Regions from separate parts of the Homo sapiens genome. Here region 2 is linked to region 1. A link is an interaction called in ENCODE POLR2A ChIA-PET data of the cell type or tissue named here. Cell type or tissue: Caco-2. All regions are shown on one strand. Links, peaks and the distances in the headings refer to the core of each region. The heading gives the core; the rest is flanking DNA. Region 1 holds the start of SOSTDC1 (sclerostin domain containing 1). Region 2 overlaps LRRC72 (leucine rich repeat containing 72).

The links. Peaks named below come from ENCODE experiments on the same cell type or tissue, not always from the same donor. Only the 100,000 strongest peaks of a DNase experiment are listed, where the experiment ranks them.
Region 2: POLR2A ChIA-PET joins it to region 1 with 6 read pairs; 4 of 35 experiments call an interaction of 5 or more read pairs at or near these places.

What each region holds. Positions count from the first base shown.
Region 1 is chr7:16,460,724-16,469,794 of GRCh38, forward strand. SOSTDC1 (sclerostin domain containing 1) reads right to left here and starts at 5,015. Exons shown (of 2, transcript NM_015464.3): 1 at 4,741-5,015; 2 at 758-2,240. The coding sequence starts at 4,945. The coding sequence ends at 1,825. All of the region lies in intron 4 of LOC105375168 (a long non-coding RNA gene), which reads left to right. In Caco-2, for the core only: no CTCF peak of the experiment used is centred there; a DNase peak (open chromatin) is centred at 5,194; H3K4me3 peaks cover 1,664 bases.
Region 2 is chr7:16,538,600-16,547,670 of GRCh38, forward strand. All of the region lies in intron 3 of LRRC72 (leucine rich repeat containing 72), which reads left to right. Among named protein-coding and RNA genes, the nearest start is that of LRRC72, 16 kb to the left of the region's middle. In Caco-2, for the core only: no CTCF peak of the experiment used is centred there; a DNase peak (open chromatin) is centred at 4,002.

The sequences.
Region 1 (9,071 bases), core at 300-8,299:
ATTAATATTCTTGTTTAGCTTAGTATACTATATGTAATTTACATGTGATTTTCAGACTAGCAATTACAAAAAGAACAATCTACTACAAAATAATTACTAAGGAGTCTTTCGTGCTCAGCATCCCAAAAGGGAAAACCCAGAAAATATTACCAATACATCATGAGCCTCTTTGGTTTTCTTCATTTGGAGTGATGAAATCAATCATTTGATTGAATTGACACAACAGTCCTTCAACTGTATAATCTGCTTCAAGACACTATGTTGCTCAATATAACAACATGCCAAAATTGAAAACACTCAAAAATTAGCTTTTGTTTCCTTTGTTTTTCATGTTTTTGGTTTTCATGTTTTTGGTTTGTGGGCCATACAATAGTATTCAATGTTCTCCAAGATAAGATACTGATTTCTTCACAATTCTTTCCTTTCTCAAATTTAGCTGTACATTGAGATCATCTGGAAAACTTTAAAACCTGCTGATATTTGAGCTCTACCCCAAGAAATTCTGATGTAATGTGGATGAAAACCTGGGCATTGGGTCTCATAATATCTCCTCCGGGTGATTATAATGAGCAGCAGACTTGGCATCCACTGGTGTATGTAAATTTGATATTCTCATGACTACTCATTGCTGGATTGACACCCAACTTTTGCAACCTCCCATTTACTGAAGAGATGGACTCCCTGTCTCCCTCTGTCTCCTCTCTTAGAATGATACTTCTGTCAAAGCTTGAATGTGACTTAGAAAAAAAAATAGCAATTACCCTTATACATTTATTCTACAATTTTTGCACCCTTTATACATGTTAGAGGCAACAACAATAACTTTTAGCAGTGTTTATTTTTGTTAAAAGAAACCAATTGAATTGAAGGTCAAGACACCTTCTGATTGCACAGATTAAACAAGAAAGTATTACTTATTTCAACTTTACAAAGCATCTTATTGATTTAAAAAGATCCATACTATTGATAAAGTTCACCATGAACATATATGTAATAAGGAGACTAAAATATTCATTTTACATATCTACAACATGTATTTCATATTTCTAATCAACCACAAATCATATAGGAAAATATTTAGGTCCATGAAAAAGTTTCAAAACATTAAAAAATTAAAGTTTTGAAACAAATCACATGTGAAAGCTCATTAAATAATAACATTGACAAATAAATAGTTAATCAGCTTTACTTATTAGCTGCTGCCATGCATTTCTGGCATTCCATTCCAAGCGAGGGTCAGCATGCAGGGTATAATTTCATACTATGCGACCGTAAAGAGCTACAGGGCTTATTTTTGAAGTGAAATGTCACAGGGTCTTTCATTCTCTTTCAAAGGAAGATCACTCATGGCTGCTAAACTGTTCCCATGAAGAGTACCAAAAAAGCACCTTTCTGAAATGTTACTGTGAAGATTCATGACAACATATTTTTTTTAACCTGTTTTGAAGGAGTTTTGTTTAGGAGAGGGGATGGGCCAGTAGATGGAGGGTATCTGAGAAGCCCTTTTCTGTTTTAAAATATAATGATTCACTGATGTTTATAGTATCAACAGTCTTTTAAGAACAATGAGGAATTAAAACTACAGGATACGTGGAATTTAAATGCAAATTGCATTCATGGATATACCTACATCTTGAAAAACTTGAAAAGGAAAAACTATTCCCAAAGAAGGTCCTGATACTTAAGACAGCTTGCTGGGTTTGATCAAAGCAGAAAGCATATACTTTCAAGTGAGAAAACAGCAGTGGCAGGCTTGAGTCTTCCAAGCAATCAAATCTGTAAAGCAGATGGTTACTAGTAAGTCTAGTTATGGGAGTCTGAGTTCTAACTCATGCTGTGCTTGCTGGATTTGCTGGCTCTTTTCCGCTCTCTGTGATGCTGGACTGGCTTGGCAGGTGACATGCTCTCAAAGTTGTGACTGGACTCGTTGTGCTGCCGGGTGTACCTCTTGCACTTGCAGGCAGTGACTACTGTGATTTTGTAGGTGCGTGTGCTGCCATCTTGGCACTGCAGCTGGATTCTCTGGGTACGGGTTTTGTCATTGACACACCGCCACTCCTGGGAGCTCCTCCTGCTCCAGTACTTTGTTCCATAGCCTCCTCCAATCCAGTTAGGGAGCACTGGCAGGGGCAAGCACTCGCCAGCACACACCAGCTCCTTCAGAGGGCTGATGCTGGTGCACTGGCCATCAGAGATGTATTTGGTGGAACGCAGTTCCCGGCAACCCACTTGAACCCGAGCTGCAGGAAACAAAAAAGAATGTGCATCAGAGAAAAAATGCAAATGAAGACCTTTTAAAAAGTGATCTGCAATGACAAAAATAATAGGCAAATGATAGCAAATTGCCAAATAGAAAGTGAGCACCTACTTTATTTTCACAGTGAAAAAAATCTGTCTGGATAGTATAGGGACACTTTCATGAAAATCATCAGTTTACATGGCTATAACTTTTTTGGGAAAAAAAATGTAGGCCTGATTGTTTTTATATATAACATTAGCTAATTGCTTATTAGAGTGTTTGAAAATCCAATTTCCTTAGTCTGACTCTCCAATAAGGGGTTAGCAGCTCTTCCATTTATGTGTAAATATTCATTATTCAATGAGTTAAGAGTATACTTTAATATTCTCTTTCTCAAGGGTCATATTGGCTAATGTCTGCAAGTGTTTTTAATTAGGCTTTTTAAAAATCTGTTGAGAAAAAATGTGATAGCCATTTAAATATTGTGTATAATGCATATGCTCTCGGTAATATTTTATTTCAATTATAGACTTTAGCTGCAGAGACTCAGACATACATGTGTACAACATCTGACATTTTGCATATCAAACTTAATAACTATGTTTTAAACATAAATTCCCAAACTATCTTTTAAAAAATACAAACAGTAACATGTTTGAAATGTAAAATGCCACTACAACTCAAGACTCAAAGAATATAAAAGCCCCTAAATCAGGAACGTATGGTTGCCATAACAACTTGGCTACATTTCCATGAATTTTATGGCAGAAAAATGCCTAACATGTCTGATTTACAACTGCAAAAGGAACCACGGTGTTCATTTCCTGAATATTGGTCATGGCAAACTTTTTGTTTTAGTTATTTGGATTTGATAGGTATGTTCTCTAATTGGCTGTTTCTTGTTACATGCCTTATGTAATTAAAGCAAAAATTAATCTTTAAATATTTTAAGTTTTCCTTACCCTTGCTTTGTTATCTAAACTTGAGGAGAATTGCCTATAACAAGCTTGAAAAGAAATCAAGGCTTGCCAACCAGGAAAAAAAAAAAGGATGTTTAAAAGTACAGGCTGCTGACATTTTACAAATAAAAATGATAAGGGACACTGAAGTGGTTCCACAAAAAGTACTGAAAGATACGTCGAAGTAGAACTGAATCAGGAGTTTCACTTCATCTCTGTATGCTAGTACTTCTGAGGTAAGAGATATAGCTTAAGGGGAACGTGATAGTTGTGGAAAAACTTATGTATATAGACATGCATGCATAGAAATCTAGAATTGTGGGATTAAAATGTAAAGCGTAAATTGTTTGGTTGGACAGTGTGCTCAGCGTGCCTGATTCTGCCTCCAGCTCACCTTCCTGCAGCTGCCTCAGGAATGCACCTGGAAATAGCCAGAAATAATTTTGTCTCGTCAAGCTTTCTGTTCCTGTGTATATACAGATTTGGCATTTTTGCAGTGACAGTTCATTGACAACGAATACCCACCACATTGCTCAGTAATCTAATAATAATCAGATATGTCCTGTGTACTTAAAAGCAACCAGCTTCGTGAAAGTTAAAACATCCTAGCTTTCTTAGACATTAACAGTCAAATTTGCTTTGACTTTTCAAAAGTCAAAACTACTTTTCGTAGTTGAATGGAGTGAAGAAGGAGAGGCAAAAGATTTGTGTAAGATTTCCTGCGCAGTGTTTCTCTCTCTCTCTCTCTCTCTCTTAAAACCTGATTATTAGCATATGGCCTCTTCTAAAGGAAAAGATAGAAACAAAAGTTAGGGGTAATTTGAATCCCCCTAACCAGTGGTCAATTAGTGTGTCAACTAAGCTGTTGTTTTACATCTCTTAAGTTACAAAAATGTCCCCAGTCTGTCACAGAAATACACAATTATCTAAATTTTGAATGGGACAACAAGGAATTATTTTAGAAAAATGTGATTCTCCAACATTTTTAGTTTATCCCTCTTTTACATTGAGCATCATCAAAACTTTTGACTATCTCACTAGACATATTTTAGAAATCCAATGTAAACAAATTTTTTCTCCTGGAAGCTTCCTTTTTTCCCTTGTGATTCCCTATATTTATTTGTGGATGGTAACTAATAATATATATTAGTTACGTTTATACACTTTACCAAAATTGCATATGCCCTGAAATAAATTGACAAAACAACCGGAACTTGAGCTATCTAAAACAATACTTTTTAAAATGGTCATTTTGCATGATTTTGACAAAACAATAGTTTAATTCCTGGAAATGTTTTCTTTGTGGATGTTTGATAAAACTTCAGTCTGTGCTTGCACTATTAAACCACTGTTTTAGTTAGGTTAACTTTAAAATCACTACCTAGGGAAGAATGCCAACCTGCACATGCAGCAGATTACTCCCAAATTGTTTCACAACATATATACGGTTCAGGTTAGTTACCAATAAAACAATTCTACAGGAATGTGAGCTAATGCTACCAGAAAAGAAAAAAAAAAACTGTACAAGTAAAACACACTTACTGTTCCGATCCAGTCCAGTGTTACTGAAATGCCTGCCTCCATTTCTGGCTTGATTCAACGTGCTGTTGCTGCTGGGGTGTGCTGGAACAGGTTTAACCACATGTGAATAAAGGATTTCTGTGGCATCATTTTTAAAAGCCAAACAGCTTTTCATTAGGATGCATGCAAGGGGAAGGAGATAGAAATGAATGGCAGGAGGAAGCATGGTGAGTAGAGGATTTGCTTGACTGAAGAGCTGGTTAATTCTTTTGCTTCTGCTTCTGCACTGTAACTGTGAAATTCCTCCTCAAGCTTCCCTTTATATATCCATAGAGGTTTGGCGTTCATTCAGGTGTAAAGTTGTGTAGAGCTTCAGAGTGAAAACACAGAGAAGGGGTGGGATCCCTACATGACCCTGCAAAAGAATTTTACCAATGGAAAAGAAGACTGCAGAAAAGGAGGAGCTTGGTATACAAATTGCCTGAAATTTCAGAGTTGGACTTCATCACTTGTCTGTGAGCCGACGCAGGCAGGCGTATTCTATATCAACGACAGACTCTCCTCTGCCATTTCCTTTCCTGAATCTAGTTAACATTCGGGTTTAATTTAAACGAAAATACATCGCTGTTCATTTGAAGAGACTGGCTTTCCCACAGTTGTTCTGTACTTTCCTCAGATTTTAGAGTATTTGGGTCAGAAAGGGAGTTCTTCCCAGATAACAGGAGGAATTCATGTGAGTTTAAATATTGCAGGACTTGCATGAAGCACCTAGTTAGCTAAACATTGCTTTCTCTCAAGAAGCAAACCAATATTTTTTTTTCCTTAAAGTAAAAGGCACAGAGCTAAAACCTGCCCCCTGGACATGCTTAAATAATGCAGCTTTGATCTACAAGAACTACTGTGCTGCTAGGTAAATTATTGCCAGGGGTTTTGTGTGGAGAATAATGAGCATAGTTCTGTCTACATTAAAGTAAGTAATACTCATTTTTGTCTTAAAAATGTGTCACAAGCATTAATATCCATAGCATTGTTTTACATAAAGCCATTTGTGACAGACTTTTTAGCGGATTCAAAATAATTTTTTCTAGATTTTTTCAGAACACAGATTCTACTCGTATTTACTAAATATTTTGCTCATTACTTCCTTTGACTCTGCTGCCCAAGTAAGAAACCTATTTTTCTGAATTACTTTACCGGCACCCAGAACACGTGTTCCATTAATTAATTATAGGCCACTGATGATCCCTTTAAAACAATCATAAAATTCTATTTCATCATGGGACATCTCAATTGGAATAACTATTCTGAATCATCTTTTCAATTATAAATCCATTTTTGTCCTTTGTGTGGTTACCTAAATCACCTAATTTTGTATCTCTTTTCTGTATAAGCTTTTGTCCCTTGTAACTGCCATTTGCCTATATGTCTGCCTACCTGAATTTCTCCATAGCAGCGCTACTGGCATTTTGGAAGAGACAGTTCTTTATTATTGGGGGACCATCCTGTGTGTTTATCAGCATCCCTGGCTTCTAACGACTAGACGCCAGTAGCACCCCCCTAGTTGGTAACAAAAATAACTCCAAACATTGCCAAATGACCCCTACAGGGTAAAATCACCCCCAATTTAACCACTAATTATCTATTCATCTATCTCACTATAAAAGAAAGTAAAAATAAGTATAAAGGAAAAATATTATAATACCAAGAAATTATTGTTCTTTTTTAGGACAGAAATGGTACCGTAGTTTTGTTTTAAAACAATGACTGCTTCTCTATTAGAAGTATATACTGGAATATCCTTAGATGAAATGATTTTATATCATCTTTTACATTATATGGAATAAGCTAGAATAAGCTTCAAAAATAATATGAGGAGGTTAGAGGTGTGAGTGGCAAAAGATTAATTATAAGTTGATGGTTGTTACAGTAGGATGGTAAAGTATTATATTCTGTTTATTCTTGTGTATGTTCCAAATTCTACATAATAAAAAGTTTAAAAACCAGAGTCAGACAATCAGTTTAATGGACGTATACTTCCTACTAACAATATATCTCTATCCTACGATTGGATAGTCATTTATTCTAACATCCTTCCTGGAAAATCATATGTCAGTTTATTTTGTGCAAATGGAGATTACAGGCATCCTTCTAAAATACTAACTATGAAGAATTTCCTGCCCTACTTATCAGGGGACTTGATGTTAATTACACAAAGCATGTTAATATTAATCATTGACCTACAGACCCAATGCCTAAAGGAAATTAAAAGGTCAAAATAATCTAATCTGTTCCTCACTACTTTTTCTTTTTCTGTGTCAGAAGCAGGAGATATTTTAATTGGAATTTAATTATCGGGTTGGGCTAATGAGGTTGACCAAATTCACGCACAGTTATTAAATCTGCTGCACCTAGTATTCTGAAGGCTCAGCCTTAGGATATCACCTCAGGCAGAAGCAAAATTAGAAGAGAAGGCAATGTCGTTGTGCATGTGGACAGGACAAACTCAGAGTTCTTAGGCCCAATTTACCCGACAGACCCCTAGAGAACTATTTTGAGGCTGGGTGCAGTGGCTTCTGCCTGTAATCGTGCACTCTAAGAGGCCAAGACAGGAGGATCACTTGAGCGCAGGAATTCGAGATCAGCCTGGACAACATAGTAAGACCTTGTCTCTGCAAAAGTAAAATAAAAACTAGCTGAGCATGGTGATTCATGCCTGTAGTCCCAGCTACTCGGGAGGCTGAGGCAGGAAGAACGCTTGAGCCTGGGGTGTTGAGGCTGCAGTGAGCCATGATACCACCGCAACACTCTAGCCTGGGCAAGAGTGCGACCCTGTCTCAAAATAAATGAATAAATAAAAAGAAAGAAAACTACTTTGCTAAAATAGAAATAATCATAAATTTAATACTTAACAGTTATTCTGATCAGTTTAAAACAGCTCCATTAAAAATAACCACAAACTATTGCTTCTCGGCCTTTTGGCTCAGATCAAGTGAAGGATAACCACAAACTGTAATAACCCAAGAAGAATGGATATAGATGTTTAATATTGAAATTGATTCTTTCTCATCTTCAGGCATTAGTATGTACCTGTTATTCCCTTTGCTTATAACACTCTTCCCTCATCCTCTTCCTTGGCTAATCACCTACTTTTCCTTCCAGTCTCAGTTTAGATGGCAATAGCACTGAGAAAACTTGCCTTGTCCTCTCTTCCCTCTATCTGCTCGTCTCAATCCAGCATACATGTGCCAGAGCAGCAACTTGCCTGATGACTTGGCAAGACTTATGAAAGAAGAACCATTTCTATCTTATGGGTATTGTGGAATAAGTGGTTAAATTAAGTATTTAGGAAATGTAGAAAAAATATTCTTTCATTAAAAAGAGATTGGCTAATATTTGTGGTAGGCAGTCGCTAAGATGGCTCCTAATGATCCCCTTCTCATGATATTCACATCCTTGTAGCAATCCCCTTTTCTTCAGTGTGGGAAGAACTTAGTGATTAACTTCTAATTAGTATAACATACTAACATGATGAGATGTGACTTCTATGATTAGGTTTTCAAAAAACTATGACTTCTGTCTTTCTGGCTGCTCTCACTCTCTTGTTTGCTTTGGTGGAAGCCAGCTACCATAATGTGTACTTCTCCATAGGAAGGTCCATGTAACAAGGAACTGATGCTCATAACCAACAAGCAACTGAATGAGGGCCTCAGCCAAACAGATGAGAATTCCATCAACAATGACATGGGTGAGCTTAGAAGCAAATCCTCTCACAGGCAGATGAGGCTGCAGCCCTGTCCTACAACCTGAATGCAAACTTTAGGAGAGACATCAAACCAGAGGCACCCACAAGAACTATGAGATAATAAATGTTTGTTGTTTTAACTAAGTTTTGGGATAATTTGTTATATAACAGATAATCAGTACAATGTTATTTGTAATTAAGTCATTTTGTGAATAATGCTAGGGCCTTGAGAGCATCAGATGTGGAATCATTAGACATGGTGACTGTGCATCTTGCCATCTTTGGGAGAGTGTTAAGACTTATTTTCTGTTCTCAGCTGTGCATCATTGCAAGAAAAATAAAATACAAATAGGAAATTTTGTTAAAGACTTATTTTCTAGTCCTCAGCTGAGCCATCAATGTGGTGGCATTATTAATAATCATATAATGGTATTAGAATTACTACTAGCAGCTTGATTTGTAAAAGCTGGAAACTAATTTTGATTTTCTAAATAGTGTCATCATATGACTTGGAAACTGAATTTGAAAATCTGAATTTGGATCTGAAATTGCATCTTAGTTCTACCATTTACGATATGTATGAACTTGGATATACAGTTGACCCTTGAAC
Region 2 (9,071 bases), core at 302-8,301, 78 kb after region 1:
GTACATCCCAGTTGCTACCAGATATGGTTTGGCTCTGTGTCTCCACCCGAATCTCATCTCAAATTGTAATTTCCACATGTTGAAGGACGGACATGATGGGAGATGACTGGATCATGGGGATGGTTCCCTCCATGTTGTTCTCATGATAGTGAGTGAGTTCCCACAATATCTGATGGTTTTTAAAGTGGCACTTCCTCCATTGCTCCCTTTCTTACCTGCCACCATGTAAGATGTGCCTTGCTTCCCCTTCACCTTCTGTCATGACTGTAAGTTTCCTGAGGCCTCCCCAGCCATGTGGAATGGTGAGTCAATTAAACCTGTCTTCTTTATAAATTACCCAGTCTTGGGGAGTTCTTTATAGCAGTGTGAAAATGGACGAATACAGAGAATTGGCACTGGCAGAGTGGGATACTGCTACAAAGATAACCTGAATATGTGGAAGTAACTTTGGAACTGAGTAACAGGCAGAGGTTGGTGGAACAGTTTGGAGGGCTCAGAAGAAGACAGGAAGACATGGGAAAGTTTGGAACTTCCTAGAGACTTGTTGAATGGTTTTGACCACAATACTGATAGTGATATGGACAATGAGGTCCAGGCTGAGGTGATCTCAGATGGAGATGAGGAACTTATTGGAAACTGGAGTAAAGGTCACTCATGCTATGCTTTAGCAAAGAAACTGGTGGCATTGTGCCCCTGCCCTAGAGACCTGTGGAACTTTGAACTTAAGAAAATTATTTAGGGTATCTGGTGGAAGACATTTCTAAGCAGCAAAGTGTTCAAGACATAACCTGGCTGATTCCGAAAGCATTCAGTCATATGCATTCACAAAGAGATTATCTGAAACTGAAACTTTTATTTAAAAGGAAGCAGAACATAAAAGCTTAGAAAATTTTGCAGCCTGACCATTAGGTAAAAAAGAAAAACTCATTTTCTGGGGAGAAATTCAAGCCAGCCGCAGAAATTTGTGTAAGTAAGGAGGAGCCAAATGTTAATAGCCAAGACAATGGGGAGAATGTCTCCAGGGCATGTAAGAGATCTTCAGGGCATCAAAGGCCCAGGGCCCCGCTGCTCTGTGCAGCCTCAGGACTTGATGCCCTGCTTCCCAGCCACTCCAGCTCCAGCTGCTAAAAGGGGCCAAGGTACAGATTGAGCTGTTGCTTCAGAGGGTGCAAACCCCAAGCCTTGGCAGCTTCCACATGGTGTTGGGCCTGCAGGTGCACAGAAGAGACAATTGTTGAGCTTTGGAAACCTCCACCTAGATTTCAGAGGATATATGGAAATGCCTGAATGTCTAGGCAGAAGTCTGCTGCAAGGGTGGAGCTCTTATGGAGAACCTCCACTAGGGCAATGCAGAGGGGAAATGTGAGGTTGGAGCCCCCACACAGAGTCCCCACTGGGGCACTGCCTAGTGGAGTTGTGAGAAGAGGGCCATCATCCTCCAGACCCCAGAATGGTAGCTTCACCGACAACTTGCACCATGTGCCTAGAAAAGCCACAGGGACTCAATGCCAGCTCATGAAAGCATCTGTGGGGGTTGTACCCTGAAAAACCACAGGGGCAGAGCTGCCCAAGGCCATAGGAGCCCACCCTTTGCATCAGCATGCCCTGGATGTGAGACATGAAGTCAAAAGAGATATTGGAGTTTTAAGATTTACTGACTGACTGCCCCACCTGGTTTCTGAATTGCATGAGGCCTGTGACCCTTTGTTTTGGCCAATTTCTCTCATTTAGAATGAGAACATTTACCCAATGCCTGTACCTCCATTGTATCTTGGAAATAACTAAATTGCTCTTCATTTTACAGGTTCATAGGTGGAAGGGACTAGCCTTGTCTCAAATGAGACTTTGGACTTGGACTTTTGGGTTAATGCTGGAATGAGTGAAGACTTTGGGGAACTGTTGGGAAGGCATGACTATGTTTTGAAATGTGAGAAAGACATGAGATTTGGGAGGGGACAGAGGCAAAATGATATGGTTTGGCTCTGTGTCTCCACCTGAGTCTCATCTGAAATCGTAATCCCCACGTGTCAGGGGAGGAACCTGGTGGGAGGTGATTGGATCATGGGGGCAGTTTCCCTCATGCTGTTCTCATGATAGTGAATGAGTTCTCATGAGATCTGATGGTTTTAAAAGTGGCACTTCCTCTTTCATGCTCTTTCTCACCTGCCACCATGTAAGAGGTGACTTGCTTCCCCTTTGCCTTACACCATGACTGTAAGCTTCCTGAGGCCTTCCCAGCCATGTGGAACTGTGAGTTAATTAAACCTCTTTTCTTTATAAATGACCCAGTCTTGGGTAGTTCTTTATAGCAGTGTGAAAATGGACTAATACACTATCCAAGCTGATTTAACTTCCTCAGGAAGTGTCAGGCACCAGGCCACCATGCCCCCAAATGAGGGAACATGTCTCAAGATCACCAAGTGTGGCTGTTGAAGTTTCTCTTAAAGGCTAGGGTTAAGGAGGCAGTGTTCTCCCACCCCTCCCTCACAGTAAGGGCCTGAGTGTTGGAATCAAAGCTTTATCCAAGCAAAAGAGCAAGACCGAACTAAAATTCAAACCCAGACAATCACTACAGTAAGCTAGTGACTAGGTTGTTTGCAACTTTCAAAAATTCATCTTCCGACAGCTTGTATTTGTTCATTATACAGTATATTGATAACCCAATCTTAGCATTTTGAATGTAGACTTTCAAACACTAGCTGACAAAAGAAATAATTTGAGTTTTCAGTAGTCATCTGCCTGTCAAGTAGTAAGTCCAGATCTCAGCACTGAATCTGTAAACAGCCATGTTTATAACAATATTTCAATATTTTATTTCATTCTTAGTCTTTTTAAACACCAACTAAGTGGAAAATGGAAAATGAAAGTGCTTTGGTATTAACTATAAGCATAAATCTCATAAGCTTGAAATAATTTCTAGGAGAACAAACACAAATACCTTCAAGGCCCAGGCAGCTAACAGCTGGAATGGAAAGTGCACACTCCACTTTAGGGCATACAAATTCAAAACACTTTTAAAAAAACATACTGCTGGCTGGGCACGGTGGCTCATGCCTGTAATCCCAGCCCTTTGGGAGGCCGAGGCGAATGGATCACAATGTCAGCAGTTCAAGACCAGCCTGGCCAACATGGTGAAACTCCGTCTCTACTAAAAATACAAAAATTAGCTGGTTGTGGTGGCGGGTACCTGTAATCCCAGCTACTCGCGAAGCAGAGGAAGAAAATTGCTTGAACTCGGGAGGTGGAGGTTGCAGTGAGCCGAGATTGTGCCACTGCATTCCAGCCTGGGTGACAGAGCGAGACTCCATCTCAAAAACACACATACACGCACACACAGACAGACAGACACACACACACACACACACACAGCCAAAACTTGTCCTCGGTCACAGTGCGCGACTTCTGTTAGAAAAAGATGAAAATCATCAGGCATGGCAAAAGTGACTAATCTGTTTTTACTGTGTGTTCCCATGGTGTTCAGTGGTGTCCAGTTTGGAGGGAAAGAGCATGTACCAATGTCTAGAAGGGAGAGGTATAATTAGGGATTTTATAATTTTTTTGGAATATTTCTGGGAATGGATATCATCTGACTTCCAACTACTCATTGAATATTCACAAAATGGACTTGCAGATGCACCTGCGCTTAGAAAGGGATCGCATGCACCATCAACTGTTTTACTTTCTTTTGTTTTTGAAGGGGTGGGGCAGGAAAGGAATACAACAAAAGGCTGAATTTTTTCTCGTGCTTGATTATTTACATGCAACAAACTATATTATTTCTGTGAACCCCAAATATCTGAGACAGGTCTCAATCAATTTAGAAAGTTTATTTTGCCAAGGTTAAGGACATGTGCCCGTGACAAAGCCTCAGGAGGTCCTGACAACATGGGCCCAAGGTGGTCCAGGCACAGCTTGGTTTTATGCATTTTAGGGAGAGGAGACATCGATCAATTTTCCACCTGTGACCTGAAGGAGGCTTCCAGGTCATGGGTAGATAAAAGACAAATGGCTGCATTCTTTTGAGCTCCTGATAAGCCTTTCCAAAGAAAGCAATCAGATATGCATCTATCTCAGTGAGCAGAGGAAGGACTTTGAGTCCTGTGTGTCCTTTGTCCCCAAAGAATTTCCTTCTGGACAAATTGTGAGAGAGGTGTGTAGCTTTTTTATCTTAGTAGCTATCTTTTTTAGGAATAGAATGTGAGGGAGGTTTGCCCTAAGTAGTTCCTAGTTTGATTTTTCCCTTTGGCTTAGTGCTATTGGGATCCTGAGATTTATTTTCCTTTCACATTTCTAAAATCACTATCACTTAATTTGTTCTTTATGAAAGAGACTGGTTTAGTCCGTGTAGTACTGAAAGGATTTCATACCCAAAACAGCTTCTGAGTGGTTATGGGATAAGTAAAAAAGCTAATGTGAGTTTTCTTATTGATCAGTAATTGACTGGGTGCTAAGCTGCCTAAGTGTTCATACTCCATCAAAAATTAAAGTCTTATTCAGATCGCAAACTCTAACAGGCATATTAACTATTATAATATTTCATCAAAGTTCACATATAAAATTTTAATTATGAGTTTTCTTTAAAATCTAGATTATACTAGCTTGACCACTAAGAGGAAACTATGCCACTGTAGAAATGATATAGAGATTTGTGAAAAACATTGCCCTGAGATATGAATATATTTAGAGTCATAACACATCAACACATTGTTAAGAATGATCTGAAATCCTGACCAGCATTATTCTGACATTAGTGAATATTTTAGCTACCCTCTATTTAGGAATAAATAAGGCAAAAGGAGAAAAATAAAGGGAATGCATTTTTTTTGTTTATTCACTTATTCAATCCACAATATTTATTGAAGTATATGAGGTCATTATTTGTTGTCCATTCGTGTCTATTCTTTCCTTCTTCCTGTCCAACAGAATTCGGATTTGAGTTTTGGTACATACTCCTCCTCCATTCTAAATAGGTGGCCCCACTTAGGTCCATGGGTGGATCCTGAACTGTCTAAGCCAACCAGAATAATCCCACTCTTCTGGCAGGTGATTAGTCACTGAACAGGCATCTAACCTAATTGTAACAGACACATAAGGGCACATTTGCTGGGAGGTTCCTGGGAGAGGCTCTCTTATTCCTAAAAGGGAGTACTAGAAGAGTACTTTTGCTTCTGGATGTTTTCTTACCTGGATGTGAAGGCAGGAACTAACTATCCTATGAACTTGATGAAGCCAGCACTTAGAGAAAGGCAGAGCCCAGAGATTCATGGAGATGCCAAGACTAAGGCTATCACAACTTCTGCACGTGGTGATATGAGAGAAAATTAATGATGTTTCTTTATTTGCCAATTTGAGTTGGGCTTAAAAGTTACTTGGAGCCAAAAGCATCCTATTTGGATATAGCTTATCCTGTACTTGCATTAGGCTGCTACACAATACAACAATAAATGTGATTACCCCTGCTCTAGTGATAAAATTAGGAAGGGTAAAGGGAGTGGCTCTGCTCCTAGCAAGTACATTGTATTTGATAGCTGCCTGGAATGAGACAACACAGTTGTCTTTGAAGGCAATGAATGTAATTTGGTAAATTTGAAGCCTAGTATGCTGGAAGGGTGCATATTTCTTCAAATCATTATCTAGTGGGTGATAAAACTTGAGCTTCTGGTCCAAACGTGAACTAGCTGATGAAAAAGCACAAGTTTATTTCTAAGGACCTCCAACATCCTAGCTTTCCTAGATTTGCTTTGGCAACTCTAGTTCTTTCATTATGCTCTGTGAGGGCTTGTTTAGCTTCATATTGCATAGATATTCATTAGTGCTGCATCTCCTCCTTTTTGAGATCATGTTTTCCTAACACCCGCTGACATAATTAGTGGGAGGCAGCTGCTCTTAGGTCTAAAGTCTCCCTTCCTCGTTTCATTCTCTAACAAGTCTGACCCAGAGAATTTCAGGTCCATGAAATTCATTCTTTCCAGCCTCTCATGAAAGGTTGAGTTAGGCTCAGATAAATTACCTAAGTGACCTATATTTTACACAACAATTTATATGGCACATACATATAATCTTCTGACTTTGCTCGTTACTTCAAAAATTTTCTTTTATGGATGTCCAATAATGACTATGCATTCATAATATTGGTGCCACAATGTTAATATCCTTCTATTTCTGGAAGTACGACAGTAGCTTGGTATATTACATTTTGTCTCAGATGAAGAACCTGTCTAATGCCTCACCAAGCAAGTATTCAAAATGGAATCTGGGTTTCTGCTGTGCAGCAAAAACCAATGGTTAATGCATTTTATAAATTCAGTTTACATAAAAGGACGCTTCTGGCGAAGTCATTGTTTATAAACATCATTATCTAAAGAATAATTGAGATATTTATAATAACATCACTCACACTGACTAGAGAATGGTCAGATTTGGAATAAATGCTTTAACATTAGGACAAATACCTAATGCATGCAGGACTTAAAACCTAGATGACGGGTTGACAGGTGCAGCAAACCACCATGGCACATGTATACCTATGTAACAAACCTGCACGTTCTGCACACGTATCCCAGAACTTAAGGTAAAATAAAATAAAAATAAAGAGTAAATGTTTTAAGAAATATCTTAGGCTCAATCTTCGATACTGTTATGATTTCCTAGCTCCTAGACATGAAGCGCATATTGAGAATTCAGCAAATAGCACAAATTTATGTATTTTAGGAAGGAATATTGGTTTATAAAATTAGCAAATCATACTTTGGAAATTGAAATAATTATTTTTAATGTGCGGTTATAAATATTTGATAAAGAATTCTTTGAATGGCTGTACTTTTTCAGGTAGCTTTACAACGTGCTTTGTATCATGGAATTTCTGTTGGCCTCTTTAATCAGATTTATTTCTATATTAAGTTTGGGTATATGTATTTGTTTATTCATTTATACATACAATACCTTGTTCCAAAAAACTATTTAGAGCAGTACAAACTCCACTGTAGAATGTAAGAGCTATTAAAAAAACAAAATGAATTAGCATACATTCCATATATTTTGGGCTCTTATGTGTTTCTGTTACCTTAGGGCAACATGAATTATATCCTTTGTGTCAACTTTGTTGAAAAAATTATATTTTGCTCCATATTTTAAAACTTCTTTAAAAAGCAAATCAATATAAATAAACTAAATAACACTTCACTGCATGGTTGTGAAATTTGAAGATATGTACAATACATATCTAGTTATGTTTTTAATGATTTAACCAAAAAATATAACCTATTTTTCGAAACAGCAGGTACAAATATTTTAGTATGTTGGAAAAGAGAGGGAAAAACATGAGAATGAAAGTCTGGATTGGTTAAAAATAGTTACTTTTGAATATTTTTAAGGTATGGACTGTGTAAGTACCGTATATTATATTTTAAACTAAGATAGAAATGAATGCATTGTTTTAATTTATTGGATAAGAACACCATAAAAATAAACTTAGAAATTCTTAAAATATATTGAAATGTTTCTTTTTTACTCCTATATAATTTAGGGTATATTATTAAAATGCTTCCCAACTAATGTTTCATGTTCTATGTAAATTTAGTAAATATTGGGATTTCAGTACTAAACATACAATAACATACTGTTTTAGTTAACACATAAGTACAGAATTTTTCAGAATTTCATCATGTCGTTTAATCACTGGTCTATGTAAGGGACTTTGCCCCTACGGTTTTTCAACCTTGCTACTATTGCGTTTTGACCTGGATAATTCTTGGTGGTAGAGTCTGTCCTGTGTATTTCAGGATGCTCAGCAGCATCCTCGGCCTCTACCCATTAATGCCAGGAGATGCCCCCCAGGAGTGGCAAACAAAAATATTTCCAGATATTGTCAAATGCTCCCTGGGGGGCAAAATTCCCCCCACCTCCACTGAGAATCATTCAATACAGCAGACAGAGTGATCTGTGGAAACCTAAGTGAAAACATGTCACTCCTCTGCTCAAAACCTCTGGTGGTTTTCTGCTACATTCAGCCAAGTTCTTACAGTAGCCAACAAGGTCCTGTACACACTGGGCCTCTGGTTCTCTGTCTGACCTTATTACCTGCCATCTCTTGCTGGCTTATTCTGGTTTAGCCACCCCAGGCACTGGGGTGTGCACTGGACCTGTGCACTGGCTTGTCCCCAGTGCTGTTCCTACAAATATTGCAGTGGCCCTCTCCCTTCCTGTGATCAACAGTCTATTCAAACATTGCATCCTCCACAAGGCCTACTCTGTCCAACCCCACTAAAATGTAACACTACTTCACTCTACCACTTCCAACTGATGGTGGTGGCAGACCGTCTGGAGCAGTTGCTGCCATTATACCAGCTGCAGCAGGGAGGTATGGACAGTGGCAGCAGGAGCAGCTCTGGGAGCAGCAGTGGTGGCAGTGGGACCCCTGTGCCCTGCATCCCCAAGGCAGCCAACTGCACCACCTCCACCCTCGCACAGCCAGGCAGGACCCGCTCCCAGGCCCAGAGCCTCCACTGTGGCCTTAACCTCACTCCTTGCTGTGTCTTGGGAACCTGTGATTACCCAGCTGAAGACACAGCCAGGAAAACGTGGAGGGGAGGTGGAAAGGCCCTGGAGCCCACCCGAGAGACCCCACCAGAGCCTGCCACCCTGGGAGCTGCTGCAATGGGGCCAGGCCGAGTCACCCACTGGTGGAGGAGCAGTGTGGTTGGGCACGGAGTGGGGGGCAGAGAGGAGTCCCAAGGCAGAGCTGGGACTGAGGTGGTGCCATGCTCCACGGAGATAGCAGGAGCTCCCCAGGCACAACTACAGCTGCCCAAGCCATGGCTGCAACCTGGGCACCCCTGTGCTCTTGGGATCTGGGAGCAGGCAGGAGCCCCATCCTCCTAGGCACAGCTGCAGCTGCCCAAACTGCTGCTGTGGGCCCAGGCATCTCCCTGCACTCTCGGGGACCCAGGAAGGCCCCTCTTATGCCTGCAGGCTCAGAAGTGCCTCCTCCTACTGTCTGGCTTCTCCCTGCTGTCAGCACCCACTCCAATAACAGAGTAAAGTTGATCCCAAGCCTGGGCGCTGTCACAACC